Linked DNA regions of Homo sapiens: region 1 is linked to region 2. Evidence: chromatin loops called from intact Hi-C (ENCODE). Cell type or tissue: dorsolateral prefrontal cortex. All regions are shown on one strand.

Region 1 (8,000 bases), 470 kb before region 2:
GATTGCGCCATTGCACTCCAGCCTGGGCAACAAGAGCAAAACTCCGTCTCAAAAAAAAAAAAAAAAAATCCTTAGCAGTCTTATGCCTATAATTCCAGTACTTTGGGAGGCCAAGGCGGGCAGATCACTTGAGGTCAGGAGTTCGAGACCAGCCTGGCCAACATGGTGAAACCCCATCTCTACTAAAAATAGAAAAATTAACCAGGCATGATGGTGTGTGCCTGTACTCCCAGCTACTTGGGAGGCTGTGGTGGGAGAATTACTTGAACCTGGGAGGCGGAGGTTGCAGTGAGCCGAGATCATGACACTGTACTCCAGCCTGGGTGACAGAGCGAGACTCTGTCTCAAAAAAAAAAAAAAAAAAAATTCCTTAACTGTATCCTTCACAAAGCAAATTTTTATTTTAATGAAGTTTAATTTCTCAATTTTTAATGGATTCTGCATCTTTGTCATATGTATGCAATTGTAACGTAACCCAAGGTCAAATAATTTCACCCACATTTTCTTTACATTTTATAGTTTAGATTATACATTCAGTTTTGTGATCCATTTTGAGTTAATGTTTGTATATAGTGCAAGACACAGATCTACAGTCTTTACTTTTTGCATATGCATATTCTATTTTTTAGCATTATTTGTTGAGAAGAGAAATTTTGACTCAATTGTTCACTTTGATTAAAAAAAACTACTGGACCACATGTGTAGAAATGTTACTGGAACATTTATTCTGTTCCATGGATATATTTGTCTACTTGCCAAAGACATTGTCTTGATTAGGATTGCTAAATTTTCTTTGTTTTTTTTTCAGAATTATTTGGCTATTTGTTTGGTTATTTCAGGTACTTTTCACCTTTTTTTTTTTTTTTTTTTTGAGATGGAGTTTCACTCTTGTTGCCCAGGCTGGACAACAACGACAACGCGATCTCGGCTCACCGCAACCTCCGCCTCCCGAGTTCAAGTGATTCTCCTGTCTCAGCATCCCAAGTAGCTGGGATTATAGGCATGCGCCACCATGCCCAGCTAATTTTGTGTTTTTAGTAGAGATGGAGTTTCTCCATGTTGGTCAGGCTGGTTTCAAACTCCCGACCTCAGGTGATCCTCCTGCCTCGGCCTCCCAAAGTGCTTGGGATTACAGGCATGAGCCACCACGCCCGGCCTTCATCATAATTTTATAACTTCATAATACATTGTTCTTTTTCTTTTTCTTTTTTAAAAGATTCAATGATTTTTTTTAAAGCAATAAAAAATAGTAAAAAACCCTTTGTGTTTACTGAAGTGGTTATCATTTCTGGTCCTCTTCTTTCTTTCCGGATTTCCACTTGGCTTCATTTTTCTTTGCACCCATGCAGTTTAGGGATGTCTCTTATGGAGCAAGTATGCTGATTACAAACACTTTCACTATGGCTGAATTAATAATTTATTTTCCCTTCATTTGGAAAGATATTGTTTGCTGGATATAGGATTCTCAGTTGATATACTTGTTCTTTCATTACTTTAAGGTAGTTGTTCTATGGTCTCCTGATCTGCGCTGTTGCTGGTAATAAGTATGTAATGAATCCTATCTTTGGTTCAGTGTAGTTAATGTGTCTTTTTCCTGTTGCCTTAAAGCTATTTTAATTGTTCTTGCTGTGAAGTAGTTTACTGATGATGTGCTTGGTGTAGATTTATATACATATATGCTCATGGTTTGTTGAACTTTTTTGATTTCTGGGTTTATAATTTTCATCCAGTTTGGCAAATGTGAAACCAGTATTTGTTGAAATATTTTTTGTCATGCTCTTTCCTCTGCCAAAGAGTCTTGTTATTTGCATATTATGTCACTTGTAATTTTCCCACTACACAGCTCACTGATTTTCTGTTTTTTGTTGTTGTTGTTTTTTTTGCTGGGTGCTTCATTTGGGATAGTTTCTACTGCTAGGTCACAAGGTTCACTCGTCTTCTTCTCTGCAGTATCTGATTTGCTGTTTATTCCACTCAGTGTAATTTGTTATCCCAGATGTTGTTTTCATGCCTAGTAGCTTGAATCATGTTTTTTTCTTTAGTTTTTAGATTGTTTGGAGGTAAAATATACTAACAGAGAATTTGCCATTTCGATCATTTTTAAAATGTGCCATTTAGTTGTAGTAAATAAATTTACGATGTGGTGTAACCAACGCAGCTATTGATCTCTAGCATTCTCTCATCACTCTAAACAGAAATTGGGTACTCATTAAACACGTCCCCAGTCTCCCTTCCCCCCAGCTCCTGATAATGTCTATCCTACTTTCTCTATGAATTTGGCTATTCTAGGCACCTCATATAACGGGAAGGATACAATATTTGTCCTTGTGCTGGGCATGGTGGTTTATGCCTGTAATCCCAGCACTTTGGGAGGCTGAGGCAGGCAGATCACGAGGTCAGGAGTTCGAGACCAGCCTGACCAACATGGTGAAACCCCGTCTCTACTAAAAATACAAAAATTAGCCAGGTATGGTGGTGTGCACCTGTAATCCCAGCTACTCAGGAGGCTGAGGCAGGAGAATCGCTTGAACCTGGGAGGCAGAGATTGCAGTGAGCCAAGATCACACCACTGCACTCCAGCCTGGATGACAGAGTGAGACTCTGTCTCAAAACAAAACAAAACAAAAAATTTGTCCTTGTGTGTCTGGCTTATTTCACTTAGCATAATGTTTTCCAGGTTCATTCGGGTTGTATCATGTATGAGGAATTCATTGCTTTTTCTGTCTGAATGATACTTCATTGCACGGAGAAACCACACTTTGTGTGTCTACTCTAAACACTTTTCTTTTTTTGTAAAGATTTTAAAAATATATTTAAAAACTAGTTTGAGAGTAATTGAATTAAATCATTGACTGGAAGAGTTGTTTCTACAGTAATATTTTGGCTACTGTGAATTAAGATGGCTATGAAATTGGTATACATGTGTCTGTGTAAGACCCTGCTTTTACTTCTTTTGGGTATATACCTAGAAGTGGAATTGCTGGTGTAAAGAGTAATGGATGTTTCCCTTTTCTTTTTTTCTTTTTTCTTTTTTTTGAGACGGAGTCTTGCTCTGTCACCCAGGCTGGAGTGCAGTGGTGCGATCTTGGCTCACTGCAAGCTCCGCCTCCCGGGTTCACACCATTCTCCTGCTTCAGCTTCCCGAGTAGCTGGGACTACAGGCGCCCGCCACCAGGCCTGGCTAATTTTTTGTATTTTTAGTAGAGACGGGGTTTCACCATGTTAGCCAGGTTGGTCTCGAACTCCTGACCTCATGATCCACCCGCCTCAGCCTCCCAAAGTGCTGGGATTACAGGCATGAGCCGCTGTGCCTGTCCTGTTTTTGTTTTTGTTTTTGAGATGGAGTTTCGTTCTTGCTGCCCAGGCTAGAGTGCAATGGCGTGATCTCGGCTCATGGCAACCTCTGCCTCCCGGGTTCAAGTGATTCTCCTGCCTCAGCCTCCCGAGTAGCTGGGATTACAGGCATGCACCACCACGCCCGGCTAATTTATTTTGTATTTTTAGTAGAGACGGGGTTTCTCCACGTTGGTCTGGTTGGTCTCAAACTCCCGACCTCAGGTGATCCACCCACCTCGGCCTCCCAAAGTGCTGGGATTACAGGGGTGAGCCACCACACCTGACCTTCCTTTTAAATTTTTAAAATGTTTGCTTCATATATTTTGGGCCTCTGTTATTTAGTGCAATTATATTTATAACTGTTATATATTCTGTATGATTTGAGCCTTTTATAGTGCTCTTCTTTGTGTCTTTTAACAGTTTTTGACTTAGTCTATTTTGTGTGACAATTGTATAGCCACCCCTGCTCTCTTTACATTACTATTTGCATGGAATATCTTTTTCTTTCATTCTCTTTCAACTGACTTGGGTATTGAGATCTACAATGAATGTGCTGTAGACAGGATACAATTTGATCATATTTTAAAGATTCATTCTCCCTGCCTCTGTCTTTTGTTTGGCAAGTTTATTCCATTTAATTACCGATAACGAAGGCATTATGTCTGCCATTGTACTATTCGTGTTCTGTATGACTAATAGCTTTGTTTTTCATAAAATACGAGGAATTCCTTATGTTTTCAAAATCAGTGTCTAGTTTCTTGGCTTTTGATTGGAAACTTTTATTAACACTTAAAGGAGGGAGCATAGCCACACTCTGCAGAGGGGACAAGAGGGCAAGTTGAACTCCCAGAGCTGAATCCTTATGTATCTTGCCTCATCACCATGACTTGGTAATGAGGCAGGGACACTCTGGGGACCCATTTCTTTTTCTTATCTTTTTTCTTTTTTGAGACAGAGTTTTGCTCTTTCGCCCAGGCTGGAGTGAAGTGGCACAATCTTGGCTCACTGCAACCTCTGTCCGCTCCCCCCGCCGCCCCACCCCGGGTTCAAGCGATTCTCCTGCCTCAGCCTCCTGAGTAGCTGGGATTACAGGCGCCCACCATCATGCCTGGCTAATTTTTGTATTTTTAGTAGAGACGGGGTTTCACCGTATTGGCAAGGTTTGTCTCGAACTCCTGACCTCAGGTGATCCATCCGCATTGGCCTCCCAAAATGCTGGGATTACAGGTGTGAGCCACCGCACCCGGCCTCTGGGGACCCATTTCAACAGTCTGGCACCCATGGTTGGGAATATGTTTAACCTCTAAATTGGGGTTTTCCTGCTGAACTGCGTCTGAAAGACTGCTTCTCTGAGCTAGCTCATGTTTTTGCTTTTTCTCTCTATTGATTCCTTTATAGAATATTGCTGTCATATAAGTCCAGCTTTTCCGTGAATTTAACAGTTTTATCCTGTTATCGATGTGTTTTTATTTTCTTGAAAATAAGCAGATTGAGACATCAGATGGGAGAAAGGCTTGACTATGTCGCCAGCAGCCTCATGCCAAATTCCTGATTCCTGGAGGACAGAGCCCCCCTCCTGCTCCAAGGCCAGGAGATGGCGCCACTGGACAGTGAGTCTGGGATTCCTAGCACACACTTGTGATTGCTGGTCCAGGAAAAAGAAGCAGGAAGGGCCATTAGTACAATCAGTCAGGAAATTCTGCTTAAGTGCACATTTCTCCCCAGGAGAGTCGGGTCACTGCACTGGGAGGAAGCCCGCCTGCCAAGGGCTGTGTCTGGAACCTGTTCATCGCGCTCCACTCAGCACAGTGAGATCGCCTCTTCTGTTACTCGGTCTCCAGGGGGCGGGACCTGGAGCCGTATCCAATCAGGGCCATGGGGTGGGGTCGTGAGAACTGTGGATCAGGCGCACTGCAGGGAGGTGGGTGCGCGGCATCTTCACCCCTCTAAATGCGGCTCCTACTCTGTAGCTGACAGACACCCACAGACGTGTCTGTAGCATCCTCTGTCACACTGGGACCCGTACTGGCAGCAGGAGCCGTAGGGAGGACTGGGACACCTGGAAGCCAGGAATTGGTGAGTGTGCGGGGCTGAGGGTCCCGAGACTAGGATGGGACTGGTTGGAACCGGCAGGAATAGACCGTGGCGGGACCCGGGCCTCTTCGTAGTTGACTCTGGGTTCTGAGACCCAAGTCCCCCTGGCGCACCTCGGCCCTGGTTCCTCTCAGGCCGCAGGGTGGGGCTGCGACGGCAGCCGAGACCCCTAGCCGTCCGGTCCAGTCCCTGTGCAACTGACTGTGGCCCCAGGCCCAGCGCCCTCTCTGGTCAGCTCCGCGCCCGCTGCCCCAGTCACGCCCGCTGCCTCCGTGTCTCCCCAGATTGTACGGGGGCCACTAGAGGGTCATGGGGGAAATCCTGCCTCGAGTATGGGGTTCGTGTGAGAGGAGCTGTAGGCTGTGGGGTCCCCAGTTCCCTCTTTCTCACCAGGGGCTTTTGTATTTTATCTGAGTTTCCCAAATATACGCGAAGCAGGGTCTCAAATCCGCGACTGTGGTCCCTAGGCTACCTTCTCCTAAGGCTGGCAGCAAATTTGGGATTTCCTGATCCCTTTCCGCATTTTATAACACGGATTTCCTTTAGTTCACAACAGTATCACTTCTTCGTCCTCCAGGCTATGTTTCAAACACAGGCAGTATTTTAATCGTCATTTTTTTAGAGGGCAGTATATGGCCGTTTTAAAAATATTTGTTTTGTGTTTGTGAACGTTTCAGAGAAAAACCACCTGACACTCCGCTGTAAACAATCTTTGTGTCTCTTTTTATCTGCCCTAGGCACAGACACCTTCTGAGAATGTCTTGGGTTGAGATTCCCCTTTGGAAACTTTACAGTGATGCGACCTCAGCCCACCCTCTGCCTTTTCCTGATCCTGGGTTTCAGGACTACCTGGGGCTGGCCCAAGATGCCTACAGCTGCCAAGTCTCTTGGGAAAGTCTAGTGAATATCAGCCCCTAGGTCGTTCCTCCCAAAGAGCCTGAGGTGTGGCGGTGAGGCCTCCCCAGGGAGCAGCTGGATGCTATGGGGTGGGACCAGTCTCCTATATCATTATTGTAAAAAACTAATCCCTTGGGACACGCCTTTTCTTCTCCAACCCGTTTCCATTCCTTGGGGACACATGGCTAGTCAGCCAATCAAATTCTGGTATGGAGGAAACCAAATTATTTCTGTCCTGTAATCCTAGCACTTTGGGAGGCCAAGGTGGGTGGATCACCTGAGGTCAGGAGTTCAAGACCAGCCTGGCCAACATGGTGAAACCCCGACTCTACTAAAAATCCAAAAATTAGCTGGGCGTGGTGGTGCACCCTTGTAATCTCAGCTACTCGTGAGGCTGAGGCAGAATTGCTAGAACCCGGGAGGTGGAGGTTGCAGTGAGCTGAGATTGCGCCACTGCACTCCAGCCTGGGCGACAGGGCAAGACTCCGTCTCAAAAAAAAAAAAAAAAAAAGAAGAAATGATTTCTGTCCTCTGGATTCTCTCAGTCTAGTGAAAGAAGAAAACCACCCCCAATGAGTTGTTGCAAGGACCTGAAAAGCACACAGTTGAGTGTCTTCTGGGAGGGTGGTCACTGAGCACTTCAGGGAGCAGCTTGGAGGTGGGGGGATGTCCCAAGTGATAGGATGATGTGACCTGACACTTGAGTCAGACACTTGAGTGTTTCAGGTCAGCACTGCCCCTCCCTGGGTTTATCACCTTGAAAAAATTGGTTTACTCATTTCAGCTTCAGGTTTTTTTTTTTTTTTTTGAGACGGAGTTTCACTGTTGTTGCCCAGGCTGGAGTGCAATGACGCGATCTCGGTTTGCCGCAACCTCCGCCTCCCAGGTTCAAGTAATTCTTCTGCCTCAGTCTCCCAGGTAGCTGGGATTACAGGCATGTGCCACAATGCCCACCTAATTTTGTATGTTTAGTAGAGATGGGGTTTCACCATGTTGGTCAGGCTGGTCTCGAACTCCCGACCTCAGGTGATCTGCCCACCTCAGCCTCCCAAAGTGCTGGGATTACAGGCGTGAGCCACCATGCCCAGCCATCAGCTTCAGTTTTTTTTTTTTTTTTCTTTTAGGATTGCTTTTATGAGCTAGGCATATTTGTATGGGAAGGGGGAATTTTTTTTTCTTTTTTTAGTATTTATTTATCATTCTTGGGTGTTTCTCGGAGAGGGGGATTTGGCAGGGTCATAGGACAATAGTGGAGGGAAGGTCGGCAGATAAACAGTTGTGAACAAGGGTCTCTGGTTTTCCTAGGCAGAGGATCCTGCGGCCTTCTGCAGTGTTTGTGTTCCTGGGTACTTGAGATTGGGGAGTGGTGATGACTCTTAACGAGCATGCTGCCTTGAAGCATCTGTTTAACAAAGCGCATCTTGCACTGCCCTTAATCCATTTAAACCTGAGTGGACACAGCACATGTTTCAGAGAGCACGGGGTTGGGGGTAAGGTTATAGATAACAGCATCCCAAGGCAGAAGAATTTTTCTTAGTATAGAACAAAATGGAGTCTCCTATGTCTACTACTATCTACACAGACACAGTAACAATCTTATCTTTCTTTTCCCCACATTTCCCCCTTTTCTATTCGACAAAACTGCCATCGTCATCATGGCCCGTTCTCAGTGA
Region 2 (8,000 bases):
TGTGCGTGCCTGTAATCCCAGCTACTCGGGAGGCTGAGGCAGGAGAATCGCTTGAACTCGGGAAGCGGCGGTTGCAGTGAGCTGAGAGAGCGCCACTTCACTCCAGCCTGGGCGACAGAAAGAGACTGTCTCAGAAAAAAAAAAAAAAAAGAAGAAGAAGAAAGCTGCACTTGACCTCAACAGTTTCCAGTTATCCACCTCCTCCCAGTTCCTGCATGTGCTCAACCCACATATGTGACTTACACAGCTGCCTCCTGGTGACGACCTCACTGTGGAAAAGCTAGACAGACCAACTTGACTTGCCCCACTGACCCTTATACCCACGTGGATGGCACAGACCACCTGTTAATCACAGCCTGACTTCACAGAACTAGCACCTGCTTGCTCCAAATCTATCAGAAACAACTCCCTAAGAGAAACCTCCTTGGGCATTGCCCTGGACCCCAAGAAAAACTCTGGCCCAAAAGTCCCTGTCTGTCTTTCTCCCCACCTGCTGGTTGAATGTGCATCCTGGATGTTCCCCCCACTCTGTGTTGCCCTGCAAGGTGTGCTGCCCTCATCTGTCTGGGATGTGATAATGCACTGTTATGTCATGGCTTTATGGCTTTGTTGAGATGACTCTGCTGTGGCTCACTTCACCTACACCTTTCCCTTAATAGCAACATCCAACTGGCTGACCAGCTATGTGTCTCCAAATAATGGAAGCTGGGACTGGGGGAGAAAAACTGAGCATCCCAAGGGGTTGGCTATCTAGATGAAGAGTGTACCAGGAGTCTCCTCCCATTTGGGAAATTCAGTTGCTCCTTTGGGAGATCCCACACCCTGCCTCAGGCTATCCTCTGGGAGGACTGACACAGGGGCTGATATTCAGTAGGCCAGGAGAGATGGGAGCTGTGGGCATTTTGGTTCAGCCCCAGGCGGTTCTGAAACCCAGGACCAGGAAAAGATAGATTGGGACTCCTGAAGACACATCACCCTGTAAAGTTTTCAAAAAGGAAACAGGCCAGGCACGGTGGCTCACGCCTGTAAAATTCCAGCACTTTGGGAGGCTGAGGCAGGCAGATCATTTGAGCTCAGGAGTTCGAGACCAGCCTGACCAACATGGTGAAACCCCATCTCTACTTAAAATACATGGGGTATGGTGGCGCATACCTGTAAACCCAGCTACTCGGGAGACTGAGGGCAGGAGAATCACCTGAACCTGGGAGGCGGAGGTTGCAGTGAGCCAAGACCACGCCACTTCAATTCAGCCTGGGTTACAAAGAGAGACTTTCTCTCAAAAAAAAAAAAAAAAAAGGAAACAACCCAAAGACATTCTGAGATGGTGTCTGTGCCTTACGAAGATAAGAGGAGAGGAACAGAGGTTTTTCACTGGAGTATCAAGTGGTTATTCTCTATTCTATGTGAAATGTTCAGAAACAGAACACAAATATTTTAAAAAAAGTTATCCATGACCTTGTGAAAAGATGATAAACCACTAAAATACTGCATCTATGTGAAAGAAAGGATGAAGAAATATACTCTACAATAAAGAAAGTTGATACAGGAGGCTGAGGCAGGAGAATCACTTGAACCCGGGAGGCAGAGGTTGCAATGAGCCAAGATCATGCCATTGCATTCCAGCCTGGGCAACAAGAGCGAAACTCCGTCTCAAAAAAAAAAGAAAGTTGATAATACTGTGAGTTGGAGAAGGGGAGTTAATGTTTGGAGATGCGGAAAAGTAATTGAAAATTTAAGATGTTACTGCAAACTGCTGAAGAGTTAGGGCGGGGTAGCAGGGTGGAGGATTTGAGACCCATACATTAGGAAAATGCAGGAGGAAGCCAGTCCCTATAGACAGTGTGAAAAAATTTAAAGCAGCAGCAATTAGACTGAAGTGTGTTTAGTGCTATAAGAAACTACCTAAGGACACCAAAATCAAACTCAAATTGAGGCAGGAAAATAGGGTCTGGACGCAGGGAACATAAGGCCTATTCAAACTTCAGCTATGAAAGGAAATACCTACTCCATAGGGCGTAAGCCAAGTAAATGATTTTATAACCTTACTTCATCCTCTCCTTTTACATAGAGTATACCCCAAGTAACCAATGGAATCCTCCAGGGGGTATTTAAACTCCCAAAAATTCTGTAACGGGGCCTTTGAGCCCCTGTGCTCAGCCCCGCTTGCACACTGTGGAGTGTTAAATCCCTTCATTCCTTCCTTGCTTTGTGCGTTTTGTCCAATTCTTTGTTCAAGACGCCAAGAACCTGGACCCCCTCCACCGTTAACAAAATGCAATTCTTCTTAAAACTTTCTGGTACCAAAACCACAAATCATGACTGGGCGTTTCTCACTCATGAATCGCTGTTTGCTCAAACTCTTTAAATTTTTTTTTTTTTTTGAGATGGAATCTCGCTCTGTCCCCTAGGTTGGAGTGCAGTGGCGTGATCTCGGCTCACTGCAACCTTCGTCTCCTGGGGTCATGCGATTCTCCTGCTTCAGCCTCCTGAGTAGCGGGGACTACAGGCGCATGCCACCATGCCCGGCTAATTTTTTGTATTTTTAGTAGAGACGGGGTTTCACTGTGTTAGCCTGGATGGTCTCGATCTCCTGACTTCGTGATCCGCAAGCCTCGGCCTCCCAAAGTGCTGGGATTACAAGCATGGTCCACCGCGCCCGGCCCAAACTCTTTAACAGAAAAAAAAATCCGCAGGATTCCCCCATGACCCTCCCGTGGTCCCCGCAAAATCTGAAGAGACGCGGGGCTGCAGGCGCGGAGCTGCCCAGAGAGGGCTCCAGGGTCGGGGCCCACAGTCGCCCGCGCAGGAACAGAACAGGAGGACGCCCGGGGTCCCGGCTGCCGGCCCAGCCGCACCCTGCGGCCGAGGGGACGCAGGGACGAGCTGAGACAGAGGGATTCGGGTCCCAGATCCAGGAGGCGCGGCGAGGAGGCCCAGATCCCACCACAGCCGCTTCCGGCCGGTTCCACCCAGCCCCTCCCCCGTCTGGGGACTCCGGCCCCATACACTCACCATTTCCCGGCTTCTGGGTGTCCCGGTGTCCTCTCTAGGGCTCCCGTGAATAGTGCGGGTCACGGTGCAGGCGGCAGAGCGACAGAAGTTGTGGCAGAGGGACCCGGGGCCTCTCGGAGTAGGAAATCTGGTATCCCGACAACAACCTGCATAGCAACAAAAGTAGAAGCTGGAATGGGCCTCCTCCTTCCGGACGGACCGTTGGCCGGGCTCCGCCCCGGCGCTTCTGATTGGACAAGGTACAAGGCCCCGCCCCCTCAGAACTGAGTGACGGCAGAAGCCCTGGGTAACGAGCCCTGCAAAGCCGGACTGATCGGTTCTAGCCACAGCTTCTCTCTAAGGGACAACTCCTTCCCTGAGCCCTGGTCATTGGATATTTTCTTTTCAGCCAAATTTGCTCCTGATTTTTACACAGGGCACTATCTTCTTCCTCATTCAATGGGCTGTCAGTGCTTCTTCGTCCTGCACAGGGTTGTAAGTGTGTGCAGGGAATTCCAGACTGAGTGTCCAATGGAGCGATGTGCTGACCTCAGAGCAGGAAGGGGAGCCCAGATCAGGCCAGGCACGACTGCACCAAGAAGGAGAGGCAGTTGTCCTTCAGGGGCCCGGAATTAGGGATGAGACATGGCCAAGGCTTTCACACATCTCACCCCACCTCACAGTGTGGAAACTCTCCCTCCTTCCAGACCTTCATCTTCATCGGCAGAAAACTCTCACTTGGTGATTTTAAGCTTCTGACCTAAATAAACTGTCAACTGCATAAGCCCCTTCTCCAGGAGAGGTCCCAAACAGTTATTTCCCTGAACTTGATCTTTACGGATTTTCTTCAGATATGCAAATTACAGTCTGACCCCAGGGACTCTATGCATGTCAAACCCAAAACACTGCTCCCGAAAACCGCCCCAGATTCCAGATGTACAGCCGCAGAAAGGACAGAACTCCTGAAGTGCACCTGCACGTGGGTCTCCTGCTTTCCAGGGCGCTGCAGCATGTCAGAACCCACACTCTTTCTGGATCTGCTCTGAGCAGCTGCAAGCCACCTGCAGGGGAGGGCGGCTGCCCAGGAAGCACCCAGAACTCCACTTCACTCCTTGGCAGGATCCATACTAGCCTCAGCGTCCCGTCCCTGGCGTCGGTCTCTGCTGCCCCCTGCAGGTTATTCACCTGCTTCTCACATCATTCATCAGTTTCCATGAGACAAACATCCTCAATCCCACTGCGAGAATAACACACGAGCAAAGCTCTCCTCCAGTGTGTATGTATAAAGTCGAGGAGGAAGTGTCCAAGATTATTTAACTGCATGAAAGTGAGGCAGTAGTGGCTGGGCGCTGTGGCTCAAGCCTGTAATCCCAGCACTTTGGGAGGGCGAGGTGGCTGGATCACCTGAGATCAGGAGTTGGAGACCAGCGTGACCAACATGGTGAAATCCCGTCTCTACTAAAAATACAAAAATTAGCCGGGTGTGGTAGAGCCCACCTGTAATCCCAGCTACTCGGGAGACTGAGGCAGAAGAATCGTTTGTATCAAAGAGGCTGAGGTTGCAGAGAGCCGAGATTGCACCACTGCACTACAGCCTGGGCAATAGAGCGAGACTCTGTCTCAAAACAAAACAAAAAAACACACAAATGTTTAGTCATGTTACTTATTTCTGGTTTCCAGCCTGACTTTATAACATTCCTGACTCTGGGACTCTCCAGCTCTCCAGAATTATGCTTTGAAGAAAAAACAAGATAGAGCACAGGGCCCACATGTCTCTTATAAACTGTGAACCAAAATATTACATAGCAGCCATCTGTCAGAACTGCTTCCAGGCTATTGTCCTCAGTCACAATCCTAAATCAAACTCACTTTCTTTAACAAATTTAATTTTTTTTCTTCAGTCCACATGAGTAATCTAAAAGAAACACATAGACAGAAGAATCTCTTTATTATCATCTTTCTACCAAGTCAACATCAAGCATTAAAAAAATGTAAAACAAAGTGAAAACCATCCTTCTCTGATTCATCGTAGACCCAGAATCTGCCAGTCACCAACACCTATCTTCATTTTCTCTATTACGGCCAACTTTTATCTAAGAGATATCATAGGGGCATATTTAATAGAGTTTGTCATTTTGTGTTTTATGAATTTTAGAGGTTTTTTTGTTTTGTTTTGTTTTGAACTTTTATTTGCATTTTCTTTTGGCTGAATTTGTTTGTCTCTTAAGTTTATGTTTCTTCTGGGGTATCTTTTTCTTCCGTGCATCCTCCTTTTCTGCTTTTGGAACAAGGTGTTTCTTTTCACTAAGCATCATCTGGATGTGGCAGGGGAGTTTGTGGATGGGTTCATCTGCCCATGAGTTCTGTAAGTCAGGTGGTACATTATGGGTGCCTTTTCCCTGGATGTGCTCAATAACCAGGGAATCTACATCTATACCCTTAAGTTCAGCATAACTCTGCACTTGTAAGCAAATTTCAGTACCTTTTCGGGGCCACTGATGGTGAGTCCAGCCCCAATGTCTGTCTTGCGTACAGCGACCAACTCCACTTTCTAAGACTGAAATGGTACACATAATTTCTGTAAAAGAAAATATTTCAGATACTTGGTGGCTTTTCATATAGGCATACCTGTGATGGCCTGAGCACCTTCACAGTTTACAGTGAACATGAGGGTTTCATCCTTCTAACATGCACGACTTCGTGGGATTTTCTGGGTCATAGTGAATAATGTTCATAGATCAACTCAGGCCACACAAGAGGACAGGTTTTCTTTGGTCTTTAAAAGGAACTGATTAAAGAAAAAAAAAAAAAAAAGGTGGAAGCCAGGCACAGCAGCTGGTACCTGTAGTGACAGCTACTTGGCAGGCTGAGGTAGAAGGATTGTGAGCCCAGGAATATGAAGCTCTCATGCACTAAGATCACACTTGTGAATATCACTGCACTCCAGCCGGGTCCAAACAGCAAGACCAACTCTCTAAAAAAAAATTACATAATAAAATAATTTAAAAAAAAGTTTGTGGTTAGAAAAAAGTTTTTATTTAAGACATTCATTAAAGAAAAAAGTACTTTGAGAAGAGATTAGGGCCAGGCGTGGTGCCTATAATCCCAGCACTTTGGGAGCCCAAGGTGGCAGATCATGAGGTCAAGAGATTGAGACCATCCTGGCCAACATGGTGAAACCCCATCTCTACTAAAAATACAAAAATTAGCTGGGCGTGGTGGCGCATGCCTGTAGTCCCAGCTACTCAGGAGGCTGAGGCAGGAGAATCTCTTGAACCTGGGAGGCGGAGGTTGCAGTGAGCCAAGATTGCACCACTGCACTCCAGCCTGGCCACAGAACAAGACTCTGTCTCAAAAAAAAAAAAAGATATTAGGCCTGGCGCAGTAGCTCACACCTGTAAGCCCAGCATTTTGGGAGGCTGAGGCAGGTGGGTCACTTGAGGTCAGGAGTTCAAGACCAGCTTGGCCAACATGGAGAAACCCGTCTCTACTAAAAATACAAAAATGGCCGGGCGCAGTGGCTAACGCCTGTAATCCCAGCACTTTGGGAGGCCAAGGCAGGTGGATCACCTGAGGTCAGAAGTTCGAGACCAGCCTGGTCAACATGGTGAAACCCTGTCTCTACTAAAAATACAAAAATTAGCTGGGTGTGGGGGCACACGCCTATAGTCCCAGCTACTCAGGAGGCTGAGAAAGGAGAATCGCTTGAACCTGGGAGTTGGAGGCTGCAGTGAGCCGACAGCACACCACTGCACTCCAACCTGGAGCAAGACTCTGTATCAAAAAAAAAAAAAAAAAAAATTTGAAGGCTGGAAAAAGATTAGAAGGCCGGGTGCAGTGGCTCACACCTGTAATCCCAGCACTTTGGGAGACACTGGTGTGGGTCACTTGAGGTCAGGAGTTTAAGACCAGTCTGACCAACATGGTGAAATCCTGTCTCTACTAAAAATATAAAAAATTAGCCTAGCGTGGTGGTGGGTGCCCGTAATCCCAGCTACCCGGGAAGCCAGGAGGTGGAAGTTGCACTGAGCCGAGCTCACACCAACACACTCCAGCCTGGGCAACAGAGTGAGACTCTGTCTCAAAAAAAAAAAAAAAAAAAAAAAAAAAAAAAAAAAAGAGTTTAGAGGCTGGGCATGGTGGCTCATGCCTGTAAAGCCAGCTACTCGGGAGACTGAGGCAGAAGAATCGCTTGAACCCAGGAGGCAGAGGTTGCAGTGGGCTGAGAATGTGCAACTGCACTCCAGCCTGGGAGACAGAGCCCGACTCTGTCTCAAAAAAAAAAAAAAAGAAAACTCGTGAGAACGAATGGCATAAAATACGTAGTGTACCCGATAGCCAGCCATTTATTATAGGATATTTTTGAATAGGAACTTTAGCCTTTTGTTTTGATAAAGCTTTCTGAGGCAGTGAGTCTGACAATGGCACTTCCGTTATCCCTTTAGTGAGTTTCTTAAAATGAGGGCTTGCCACTTAGGTATTGGGCTTTCAATAGGAGGGAAAAGATTTTTCTGACCTTCCTGTATATATATACCTGCCACTTTGCTGGGCTAACCTTATTATTATTATTATTATTTTGAGACGGAGTCTCACTCTGTCACCCAGGCTGGAGTGCAGTGGCGCAATCTTAGCTCACTGCAACCTCCACCTCCTGTATTCAAGCAATTCTCCTGCCTCAGCCTCCTGAGTAGCTGGGACTACAGGCGCCACCACACCTGGCTAATTTTTGTATTTTTTAGTAGAGATGGGGTTTCACCATATTGACCAGGCTGGTCTCGAACTACTGACCTCGTGGTCCGCCTGCCTCGGCCTCCCAAAGTGCTGGGATTATAGGCATGAGCCACTGCACCCGGCCAAACCTCGTATTTTTTTTATGACAGAACTGTCTTAAGGTCTTACTGGAGGTGTGTCTCTCTTAAGAGTTATTTCCAACTCTGTGTCCTAGGTATCTGAGTGAGGCCCCAGCTAAACTACTCCCAAAAATTTTTGCTCCTGGGCTACTGGCATTT

Evidence for each region. A loop is a pair of places that touch in the nucleus more often than their neighbours do. Peaks named below come from ENCODE experiments on the same cell type or tissue, not always from the same donor. Only the 100,000 strongest peaks of a DNase experiment are listed, where the experiment ranks them.
Region 1: it touches region 2 in a loop (2.2-fold over the local background); 2 of 110 quality-filtered maps call a loop at or near these places.

What each region holds. Positions count from the first base shown.
Region 1 is chr19:11,668,765-11,676,764 of GRCh38, forward strand. It overlaps the pseudogene ZNF833P. Among named protein-coding and RNA genes, the nearest start is that of ZNF823, 66 kb to the right of the region's middle. RefSeq lists an enhancer at 5,552-6,109. In dorsolateral prefrontal cortex, CTCF peaks have their summits at 4,942 (motif pointing right) and 5,148 (motif pointing right); DNase peaks (open chromatin) are centred at 953, 4,927 and 5,177; H3K4me3 peaks cover 1,320 bases.
Region 2 is chr19:12,137,168-12,145,167 of GRCh38, forward strand. ZNF20 (zinc finger protein 20) reads right to left here and starts at 3,183. Exons shown (of 4, transcript NM_021143.4): 1 at 3,013-3,183. The coding sequence starts at 3,015. It overlaps ZNF625 (zinc finger protein 625), which reads right to left. Exons shown (of 4, transcript NM_145233.4): 4 at 7,723-8,000. ZNF625-ZNF20 (ZNF625-ZNF20 readthrough (NMD candidate)) reads right to left here. Exons shown (of 8, transcript NR_037802.1): 4 at 5,474-5,548; 5 at 3,013-3,158. It also overlaps the pseudogene RPL17P47. RefSeq lists silencers at 952-1,054, 2,760-2,969. In dorsolateral prefrontal cortex, CTCF peaks have their summits at 536, 3,162, 4,160 (motif pointing left) and 4,360; DNase peaks (open chromatin) are centred at 3,254 and 4,134; H3K4me3 peaks cover 2,293 bases; H3K27ac peaks cover 1,162 bases.